Linked DNA regions of Homo sapiens: region 1 is linked to region 2. A link is a contact called in ENCODE Hi-C or POLR2A ChIA-PET data. All regions are on one chromosome and are shown on one strand. The core of a region is the stretch at or near the end of the contact, and the rest is flanking DNA. Distances in the headings are between cores, read along the strand shown.

The links. Hi-C counts contacts between places; a loop is a spot of excess contacts on that map. ChIA-PET counts read pairs that join two places held with the same protein, here RNA polymerase II (POLR2A).
Region 1: a map of Caco-2 shows a loop between it and region 2 (2.8-fold over the local background). The contact joins the enhancer-like site here to the promoter of LINC03140 in region 2. A Hi-C loop is called at or near these places in 1 of 168 maps with a recorded cell type or tissue (Caco-2). POLR2A ChIA-PET finds 5 or more read pairs at or near these places in 1 of 52 experiments (A549).

The regions. Positions count from the first base shown.
Region 1 is chr4:128,320,975-128,327,112 of GRCh38, forward strand. No RefSeq gene overlaps it. Among named protein-coding and RNA genes, the nearest start is that of PGRMC2, 36 kb to the left of the region's middle. RefSeq lists an enhancer at 637-1,199. Within about 2 kb of position 2,202, at least 5 of the 41 ENCODE cell types and tissues checked have a DNase peak (open chromatin) inside an H3K27ac peak, as active enhancers do.
Region 2 is chr4:128,567,757-128,573,646 of GRCh38, forward strand. LINC03140 (long intergenic non-protein coding RNA 3140) reads right to left here and starts at 2,787. Exons shown (of 2, transcript XR_007058268.1): 1 at 2,469-2,787; 2 at 177-1,531.

The DNA.
Region 1 (6,138 bases), core at 952-3,451, 250 kb before region 2:
ACATGTAAATTTAACAGATATGTACAGGTAGTTTTCTTATTGTTGTTTTTTTTGTTTGTTTGTTTGTTTGTTTTTTAACTCAGGCTGAAGTGCAGTGGTGCGGCCTCAGCTCACTGCAACCTCCACCTCCCAGGTTCAAGCCATTCTCCTGCCTAAGCCTCTGGAGTAGCTGGGATTACAGGCGTGCGCCCCCACTCCCAGCTAATTTTGTATTTTTAGTAGAAACAGGGTTTTACCAGGTTGGCCAGGCTGATCTTGAACTCCTGACCTCAAGTGATCCACCTTGGCCTCCCAAAGTGCTGGGATTACAGGCGTGAGCCACTGCACCTGGCCAGCAGAAACAGATTTGAGAAGAGTACGGAGGGGATGGGGAGTTCTGAAAAGTCTAATTGGAACACTGGCTGGATTATAGGTCTGTGTGTGTTCTAAAGTGGTTCTAAACCTAACTACCATAGGCAAACATAGCTCAAGTGTGTCATACCATATAAATATTTTGGAATACAGAATGGAGCTATTGTACAACAATGTCTGGAATGCTTAGTTTGGATCAACTAATCAAGGAACAATGAACCTGAAAAGGCCAGGGGAGATTTTTTTTTAATGGAACAAATGTCATTATACATCAACATTGTTTTAAAAGTTATGGTAGCTATATAAATAATTCTATGCCCTGGAGAAATAATTCTCACTTTTTTGGGTAATTTAACATTCTTTGAAATGCTGTAGAATTTAAAAAATTTTCCATTTTGCTTGGATAACTGCCATACTAGCTTCAAAAGGTGCAGAATAGTTGTGTGTGTGTGTGTGTGTGTGTGTGTGTGTGTGTGGTGTTTAAGGGAAAGTAGAGGAAGCCTTATGGGCCACCCAGGGGGTAAACTCACAATGGGAATTCTAAATGAGGGCTCCTTAGCTGGTTGTGTTTGAAGCTCTGATCCTGACTCCCTTCCTTAGCTGCCATAATCCACCGATGGAGCCTTACCTCGAGAGACAATGCCAGTTTCTCCTCATTGTTATGAGAGTAACCCTGATGTAAGAACCTCATTTTCCAGGCAAGATCAGGATTTAGCTTCTATTTAAACAGGTCTTTGGACTAGAGCTCTGATTTTTGCCTCCAAACAGATTCTTCTAGCTTTGGGTTTTTAAGATCAGTTCTGATTGAGAGGTTAGGAAGACAGTTTTCAGTGTGCCTTCTAATGCTCCCTTTAGGCCTTTCCTAATTCAAATCTGCATTTGTCTGGGAGCTGTAATAATTTTTTGGATGTGGAAGTTGGGGAATTGGGAAATTAGTTTTAGTTTTGCTGATTATGTTTCTAAATAAGATTATCCTTTTGATAAGATTGTAGAATTGAATTATTCCAAAGAATATCTAGACATTTTACCAGCCATCAAAGGGATGACCAAATCTGTCCTCTTCTCTCCTTACCACTCCCCTCCCCACTCTTCCTCTTCCCTTCTCTCATTTATTTATTATCTATTTGTCTATCTATCCATCTGTATGTCTAACCTCAATCAGTCATCTGTGAGTCATGTCTTTGTCTACTTTGTTTTGTTTTGATGGAATGGCAGCAAAGGATGATAAGAGAGCAGTAGTTGTCTGAAGTCTCAAATATCACTGGAGTTTGTTCAAAGTGTTGCGTGAAGGTAGTTCAGTCATACCTAGCTTGTATTATTTGTTGAAATCGTGGTCAAGGAAGAAAAGGACTTTTCTGGGGTTGAAAGAGGCAAAATTCAGGGTAGTGAAACTTGAAAAATGGAGCAAAGAAAACTTGGTTAAAGATAAGGCTGTAATGCCAGATGACAAAAACAAAAACAAAACAAAACAAAACAATGAAACTCCTTTTCTCTTTCCAGAGAGAGAGACTAATGGCCCCAGCTCCTCATGTGGTCTCATTTTCCAGTTGCCCCAAAACTTTCTGCTCTGAGACCCACTATGGCTCTTCTTTCTGCACCTCTCACCTGGTGAAGCGACCTGTGGCCCCACTGATGCTCAGGCTGTGACAGTACTGCAATGAAAAGAGAGACCAGGGTCTGGAGGTCCCAACAGCAAGTAGTGCTTCTAGAGAGAACTCCTCCCCAGCCAGCACTGCTCATTGAACAGCTTACAACCCATGATGAGCTGTTTTTCTAGGAGGCCCTCTTCCATTCCCCAGGCCCAAACGCCTCTGTGAGATATGGGACTAAACAATGACCCACACCTCTTGGCTAAACACTCTGGATAACACTGGTTACTCAGCTTCCTCTAGCCTTCCAGGACAGCTCACAACATACCCCACATTCCAATAACCTCAGTGCTAGAAGTCCACACCTCCTAGATCATTATCGCTTGTCTCAACACTGCTTTTTACCTTCCCCACTCTATCTTGTTTATGCTGCTCTGCAATCTCAGACTCCTCCACTGCCCTCTATAATTCTTGGTTTTCCATTACCAAACTTTTCTACATCCCAAAACTGCTCTCTGAACATTTGCTTCCCCTTCTTCCTCTAACTGAAACTTGGCTGTTCCCTGAGGAAATTTCTTTCCTAGAAGCAGTTTCCTCCCAAATGGAAGATGTCTTGTCTTTCTGTCAGAGGTGTTCGAGCTAGAGTGACTCCATCATGAGCAGGGGCTGGATAAAATGAGGCTGAGACCTACTGGACCACATTCCCAGGAGGTTAGGCATTTGTAGTCACAAGATGAGATAGGAGGTCAGCAGGACTGGTATCACAAGATTCAGGCAAAACAGGACACCATAAAGAAGCCAGCCAAACCCCACCAAAACCAAGATGGCAGTGAAAGTGATACCTGGCCATCCTCACTGCTCATTATACACTAACTGAATGCATTAGCATGCTAAAAGACACTCCCACCAGTGCCATGACAGTTTACAATACCATGGCAACGTCTGGAAGTTACCTTATACATTCTAAAAAGGGGAGGAACCCTTTTTGGAACCATTCTGGGAATTGTCTGCCCCTTTCCCAGAAAACTCATGAATAATCTACCCCTTGTTTATCATATAATCAAGAAATAATCATAAAAATAGCCAACCAGTAGCCCTTGGGGCTGCTCTGTCTATGGAGCAGCGATTCTTTTGTTTCTTTACTTCACTCATGAACTTGCCTTCAGTTTACTCTGTGGACTCACCCTGGATTCCTTCTTGCACAAGGTCCAAGAACCCTCTCTTGGGGTCTGCATCGGGACCCCTTTCTGGTAAACCTTTATTTGGCTGTAGGTAGAGTAAGTATCTTTTTTCTTCCTATTGATCCTTCCAAACTATCTATCCTTCTTTTGACTTTGAAAACCCTAAGTCTGTTGAGTTCATGTCTTCAGACTTTACCACCTAATCTCTCTTCTAATAGTTGTCATCTTTCAGAATCTCTTGCTGTCTCTCATCATTCTTTGATGACTTTATCATCTAGTTTATTGTATTTGATTTCCTCCATTATTCCTACAATCCTGTTGGTTTTGCTGTCCTTGTAGATTATCCACCCAGTACCCTGGTCTCTCAATTTCTTGAACTTCTCTACTTCAAATATCTTCACTCCACTGCAACCAGCCACTGCCATTCTTACAGCCACACCATAGACATTATTAACAGTCAATACCAATAGCCTTTAAAATCTCTGGACAGCAATCACTATCCTGCTGTCTGATTATCACATTTTGAGTCTCTATCTCACTCCTACCAGTTCCCTTGGAACTGTTCTTTGACCCTATAGGGACATTCAATCCATTGATCCTGCTGATTTTATTTTTTAATTTCCCTAACTTTCATATTGTTATTTATCTTCTTGTTAAGCTAGCTTCCATGGTCTGGCACTTGAGCCAGATTCTTGCAGAAAACCTGAACTTTCTTGTTTTCCTTTCTCTCCACTGAACACATCTGAAAAAACTCACCCCTTGTGAAACCCAGTTATCCTCCTATGCTGTAACTACACCTGAGAAACTAATGTTACTAGAGGAAATTCATACAACCATGATGACTGGACTTGCCTAAAGTTTTCCACTGTAAATCCCAAATGGAATCCAATGCTGCTAGATGATGCTGTTTCACTTCCTTGGTACATTCACCCTCCTACACTCTAGGACAATCTTTCTTCTAAAACCTCCATTCTTTCATCCCATTCACTCTCAGCCAATAACCTCGGCCAAGGAAATGTAGCTAACTTAGAATTGCCTCATCTTCCCATCACTAAACCTACCAATCTACTTGCATCTGTACCCTCCATGTATTTTATGTTTCTTTCTGAACACTGGAAGTAGTGTTTCTACTTCTGATGTCCAGCCCCTCTGTTAGCGTCTTAGATCACATCACATCCACATTTGTTTACTCAAGGACCTCAATACTGGAGTTACCCTCTCTCTTCTTAATTATTGTTTTTTTTCATCATGGAATTATTCCTAATGATATACAAACATGTTTTATTATTAATCATCCCTTGAATCCCATGATTTGAGGGAACCTAAAAAAATAAAATAAAATAAAACTATATCTCCCTTGACGTCACATCATCCTCATATGTTTTATTTCTTTCCCTCTCTTCACAGTCTTCAAACTATTTGTTTATACTTTCTGTCTCTACTTTCTCATTTTTTTCCTTTCATATGCCCATTCCAAGTACACTTTTTTGTACCCACCACTCTGTTGAAATAGATCCTATCCAGTTTATCAATAGCATCTAATATAGTGGTCAATTTTCTGTCTGAATCTAATTCAGCCTCTCACTAGCATCTGACACAGTTGATCTCTCTTTCCTTCTTTTTTTCATGCTTAATGATGTTTATTGTTTGCTTCACAAATGAAACATGTTAGTCAATAATTCTGAAGTTATGATTATTAATAGATAATGAAAGCCTATTCAAAATTCACTTTACTCTTCAATGATGTAACTTTTCATTTGGAAATTTCTCTGCAGTCTCTCAATAATTTACACATGGAGATAATTGAATATATGACATGTTTTGAAGGGTAACTTCTAATTGAGTAGATACATATCTCCTTTTTTGAAACCCTTTCTTCTCTAAGCCATCACATTTTCCTCCAGATTTTATCTGATTTTCCTCTGGCTTCCCTTTTCAGACCTTTGCTTGTTCTGGAAAGGGAAACCAGTGAGGTAGGAATAAAATCTTTACTGCACTTCTGTGTTGGAATGTCCCTGCATTGGGAGCACAGACTCTGGAGTCAAATTGCTTGAGTTTAAATTCTGATTCTATTACTTCCTAGCTATATGACCTTGAGAAATTTATTGTATCATTTCCCTTTTTGAAAAATGAGGAAAAATCATAGTACCTGTTTCTTAGAGATGTGGTAAAGATTAAATGAGTTTGGCTGGGCACGGTGGCTCACACCTGTAATCCCAGCTCTTGGGAGGCTGAGGCAGGCGGATTGCTTGAGCCCAGGAGTTCAAGACCAGCCTGCAACATGGCAAGACCCCATCTCTACAATTAAAAAGTCGGGTGTGGTGGCCTGTACCTTTGGTCCCAGCTGCTCAGGAGGCTGATGCTGGAGGATCACTTGAGCCCAGGAGTTCGAGGCTGCAGTGAGCCATGATCATGCCATTGCCATCCAGCCTGGGCAACAGAGTGAGACTATCTCAAAAAAAAAGTAAATATAGACCATCTTAGTGTCTGTTTATAGTAAATGCTATATTAATGGCTATACTAATGGTAGCTATTGTTATTTCCCAAGCTTTTAAATTTGGTGCTGAAATGGAAGGGGACTCGCCTTTTGGGTTATGGAGCTGGAAAATGCCAGTTAATGACTGCTGGTAGTCCTTTCCCTACCATGTGGAAAAAGTCTGCATGAGACGAGATTGAGGTTAACACATGAAAGGAGTCAAGAAAAAGGGAGGAGTATAATAGTCAACATTCTTGATTATGAACAACAGATCCATTCCAAATAGTCCAAAAATAAGCAAAAGTGGATTTATTAAAAGATATTAGGTAGCTCAAGGAATTTCCAGAATTGCTGGAAAACAGGCTTGATAGTTCATTGCCATGGACATTGAAGCTAAGAACACTGGCTGATCTTGCTGAAAAATTATACTGGCAAAAACATCATTCCTACTACCTGTTGCCAATTGATATGGCACCAACCCTGAACCTGAAGCCATAATCTGTGTTGCTGTTGCCCCAAAAGAACTAGATTCCTTGACCAC
Region 2 (5,890 bases), core at 1,537-4,036:
GCCTATGGATTTGTTCAGGCATTTACTCATTGAGGAGGTAGTGGGGACAGGAGGAGAACTCACTATGCAACTACCATTTGCTGAGTGCTTGTCACATGCCAACATTGTACCGGGCACTCTGTATTAAATACTGCATTGGTTTCCTAGGACTGCTAGAACAAATCACCACAAACATAGTGGCTTAAAACAATATAAATTTATTATCTGATAGTTCTAGAATCTAGAAGTCTGAAAATAAGTTGTCAGCAGGGCCATGCTCCCTCCCAAGGCTCTAGAAGAAAAAGAAATCCCTTCTTTCCTCTTCCAGCTTCTGGTGGGTCCAGGTGTTCCTTGGCTTGTGGCTGCATTGCTCCAGTCTCTGCCTCTGTGACCACATTCCCGTCTCTTCTTCTTTGTGTCTTCTTCTGTCTTAGACACTCATTATTGGCTTTAGGCCCTATCTAGAAAATCCAGGATGATCTCATCTCAGGATGCTTAACTTAATTATATCTGCAAAACCCCCTTTTCCCAAATAATGTCACATTCACAGATTCTGAGTTTGGAACATAGATATATCTTTTGGAGGGTTCACCATTCAACCTACTGCCGATACCTCTGAAATTCTCACAAAGTCTGAAATCATCCATCATTATCTCAAAATTGAACTTCAAAAAGTTTTCTTCAGTTATTCAGGATTACACGTTTCGTAAGTGACAGAGCTGATTTAAATGCGGGATTGTCTGGTTTCAAAGATGTTGTTCTTTCTACTGTATGATACTAAAAACGACAACAATAATCAATGATCTTAGCTGGCATGTCCTGGATGCCTATGGATCAGGCACTATGCTGGTATTAAAAGTATTATTTCTAAAGTTTCTAATAATCCTACAGTAACGTCTTCTTATTCACAATTTATAGATGAGGAAACAGAGAGGCTCAGATGAGTTAAAAAGGCTCAAGGTCATACATATAATAAGCAGGAATTTGAAATCAAAGGGAAACCAAGTCAGATGACTTTAGAAAAATCTTCAAAGCACTGAGGAAACTGACAGATAGTAGGTTAGCAGCATTACTTTGGGCAGATGAAGAATTGGAAATGTCTCTTCGAAGGGCATTAAAAATTCCTGAAACATTTGGGATCAATTTAACCCTACCTGGTGCAGTGTGTTATGGGGCGATTTCCACACTGTAAGGGAAGCAGAGATTTGGGGCATTTGCATTTTTTTCTTTTTCCAGCCCTCAAGCCATTCTCTGTTGTCAGATCCAGTCCATGCCTTGACTTTGCCCATTTATAGAGGACTGTTTTGATGCTACAGAAAGCACGATCACTCTACTTTGAAAAGCATTTAAGCATTTTCAGAGCTCAGTCTCATTTCATTTTGCTCTTAGAACAGTCCCTGAGGTTGGTAGGGTGAGTATCATTATCCTCATTTACAGTCCAGGAGCCTGAGTTTCGAAGTGAGTTGTTACTATTTGCTTCACACAGAGGCAGAAGCAACTTGAAGCCTGACTATTTGAATGCAATTCTAATTCTTTTTCCAGAGCACCAAGCCTGTTTTAGATTAAGAAAAAAATTCCAAGAAAAAAAGGAAAAAATTGGCTACCATTAGCTTTAGGTAGGTAACACACACACATATTCTCTCTCTCTGTCTCTCTCTCTCTCCTGCTCTTTCTTTCTGTCTCTCTCTCTCTCTCTCTCACACACACACACACACACACACACACACACACACACAAAGTGATAAAAAGGTCTCCTTTCTCTTTTCAGTCTTGAGAATAAATGACTGCATTTCCCCACTGGTACTCAGAAGTGATTTGCAATTGAGAATTCTTTTTTAAGGGCAGAGGGCTCTTTTGTATGACCTTATTTTCCTTGTAGTTCCAAACAAGTGGGCTAAGCATGCTCTATTATGTCCAGACTGGTGTTTATAGTCTCATCTTCAGATGATAGATGTTACTTTATAATGCTAAACCTGATATTACACAATTCTCAACCCCTCTTCCAAAGACTGGGCTGCGTATGCCAAAACTTTATGATGACAAATCATAGAATTGGAAGGAAAGAAATGTGATACTCAAACTCTACTAACTCAGATAATATACAGAAATATCTGTAAGCCAGTGGTACTCAGTCTTCATTGTTGAGAGGGAGGCGATTTTCTAAATAATGTTACAGAGAAAAGAATTTAACCCAAGAGCATGATAGCCCACCAAAAGAATTCTTCTCTGACTGAAGTATGAAGGGTCCTTCTTTTCTCTTGAATCATTATCTCAACACAAATCTTCTGTGCCTCCTTAGACACTGTGGCCACTGTCCACTTCTAGGACCTTCAACTACTCAACCACCATACCTGCCCAACACAGTTCAACTGGCTGGGACTAATCAGGGACTTACCTTAGAAGTCCCCTTAACTCTCCACCCCTCAACCACACACACACACACACACACACACACACACACACACACTGCCAAGCCACCTAGTACTCACCTAGAGGTTCTGGCTCTTCCCCTCATTTCCAGGCTTGGATGAAACAGGAACACTATACATACATCAGGTTTGGGGTTTGGGGTCCCATGTAGTTGGAGCAGTCATATGATATAAACTTGGAAATGTGAAGGAGTTAATTCCTAGTGGGACAAGTTTTGACCAATGAAAAACAGGCAATGGGAGGTAGGTGGGAAGATAAACTTCTCCTTTATTCTTCCCAGAGAATGCTAGAGGCATGGTCCCTCCCTGCATCCACTGCAAGATGTCCCACATGCCAAGGGAACAGACCTGCTGAGCCTCCCATGCCTCATCAGCCAATGGCTCATCCCGAAGCAGAAGCCAGTTGTGCAAGGCATGACTGTGCATTGTTTCCTATACTCACTTCCCTTTTTTCCTTTTTCTGCAGCTTCCCTGGCCTGGGCTTGTGCTTCCCAAATAAAATGTCAGTACTTTAATCCTTGCTTCAGGCTTTTTTTTTTTTTTCCGCTAGAAAACTAAATGAGAGCACGCCTGATGGGTTGGTGTCCTCACTTCCAGTCACCGCCCCCTTTCCAATGGAATCCGACACTGAAGCATAAGTTGAATGTGGCATTTCCCTTCAGCGGGCTCCCACTGTCTGTAAAATAGAGTCCATACTCTATCATCTGGTGTTAATAGCCCTCTAGATTTGGTCTCAAAGTAATTTTCTGATTTTAGTTCAGTGATTTTTTAAATTCATATACCATGTTCTCTAACTAAACTGAACTACTTGAACCTTTTTTTATTACCCCATGTTTTCTGACCTCCATGCCCTTAATTATGCTCTTTCCTCAATCTGAAATGTCTGCACTTACATCTCCTCTCTACATTTTAAATTCTGTCCATCAAGAGCAAGCTCAAATGTCATCTTCTCAGATTAATTACCAATTCCTTCCTCTCTGCTGCCAGCCCACAAAATTTAATAATCTATTTTTTTGGAACCCCCAAATCATCTTGTCTGTGCTTCTCTTGTGGTACTTCTTACTTTTTACCCTATGTTATAGTATTTTGCTGTATTTCTTCTCCCCAGTTAGACCATAAGCTCCTTGCAGGTACATCTGACTGATTCATCTTTGTTTCCCAGAGGCCTGGCATGGTAACTTGCACATAATTGGTGTTTAAGAAAATTTTATGAAACAAATAAACAGTGGTCAGGCACGGTACCTCATGTCTGTAATCTCAGCACTTTGGGAGGCTAAGGCAGGCAGATCATTTGAGTCCATGAGTTCGAGACCAGCCTGGGCAACATGGAGAAACTCTGTCTTTACACAAAATACAACAATTAGCCAGGCATGGTGGCGCATGCCTGTAGTCCCTGGTGCTTGGGAAGTTGAGGCAGGAGGATCATTTGAGCCCAGGCTGCAGAGGTTGCAGTGAGCCCAGATCGCACCATTGTACACCAGCCTGAGCGACAGAGTGAGACCCTATCTCAAAAGGAAAAAAGAAATAAACAGTGTGCTTTTATATAAAAGCCCAGGATTGTGGTTAAAAACTAATTAAATTAAATTAAATTAAGTATTTCTTATCTTAAACCCTAGATCCTTAGTTTTTCAGGGATATACAGGAAAAAAAAATGACCACAAGGATGCTTCTATTTGTAAGTTGAAAGGTCAGGAGATATTAATAGTTTGAATGCTGTGGCTTTCTGCCTGGGGCCATCAAACAGAACATGCTGTGCATTTTGCTGACCTTGGACAGTTGGCTAAGATGCAGTACTGAATGATCTAACTTCTTAAGAAGTGACTAATCTACAAGACTTCTGAATCATTGTTCCTTCCTGAAAATGGAGGAAAAGTTTGATAAAGAAAAATTCCAGTCTGAGAGGATTGTTACAGTTTTTTTACAACATTGTAAAGCCTAACAAACAACATAGCAAAAAAAAAAGTATATTCTATTTAAATTTATATTATTTATAGTCATTCTATATTAATCACTTCTAAGATAAATGAAATCTTCATGGAAACAGCAGGCAAAAACATTGGCTGATTATTTCTCTCGTATGAAATGCTAAACTATGAAATTCAAATATATTTGGAAAATTCAATCATATATTTATTTCTTAATAACAACTAATGAACTTATAGAGAAACTCATGTAAAAATTCAATAGCATTTGAAAGGTAAATAAACAGCACTAATGAGCTTTATTATAATACTTTCCCACTTATGATGTATGTTTGTGACTAACATCTGTTGGATAGTATTTGAGATTAGGAAAACTTATTTTATTAAAAAACAGGAAAATTTTACTTAATAAGTTAACATGGATGGGAAATCTATTTGTAAGAAGTTCCATTTGTGAAAAGGTATAAATATGTGGTCACACATAGTTATATTTTGTTGATAGAAATAGATTTTATTAGATCAATAGAATCAGGCAACAATGACGTGGTCAGCAAGACATTCTGAGAAGTAGCCATGATGAAGAGAAAGAAGTCATCAAGTTTTTCATCCTTACAACCACAAAAGAGAGAAGAATGGGGTTCAGTTGGGACAACAACAGAGGTCATATAGAAATGGCTGGGTTGGGGATCAAAGGACACGGTCAGCCTATGAACTCAGGAATTCCTTGGGTAGATCTCTATCTGTGGTTTGTCCTGAGGGCACCATCATGGCCAATATAAGTAAACCAGGTGTTTGTGGATCCATGTTGTCTCACCCGTCCTGTGTGTAAGTATCACTCACTGGCATGGAATACAGGAGGGCTATTCTTTACAGGGCTTTCGTGGGTTGGTTTCCAATGGGAATCACTGTGATAGTCACTACCCAGTGGTTCTCCTTGCTCCTTATTTCTGCTAAAAGGGGATGTGTTCTCTCAGAGAAGTCAGCAACTGACTAAACCAAGTGACCACAGTCTGGGGTAGGCTCACAAAGGCCCAGTTCTGATGAATGCCCCCATAAATAAAAGGGTTACACTTTTTGCTGGCATAATTCCAAGAACTTGTGCTTTATGGCTTCCTCTTAAACTAGTCAAAAGAAGCTGTTCCATGCTTTAATACCTATGTACTAAGCTGGTTTCCCAGCCACTGTTTTGCTTTTGTTTTTTCCCAGAAAACTCGGAGGCCCCAGAGTATATGTAACAGATTCAGTGCATCCTTGGAAGACCTTTTCTACCTTCCCGATTGTGACTTTTTTTCATAGCTTCTCTGCAGTGCTTACCATACAACCAAATTAGTTCACTGAATTGAGTATGCTCTGTGTGAGATGTGAGCAAAACAAAAGCTGCTGGGAACACAGTAAGTACAAAATAAGATGTGAAATCCTTCCACCCTTACAAACAAACAAGACCCAAAACTAGGATCTTGGGTTTGATATTTTGTGGCTCTTTTAAAATTCCAAAATATTCCTTTTGCGTTAAATAGGGACAGTGTAATGCTCAAAATTGGGTTAAAGATCAAGGATTCC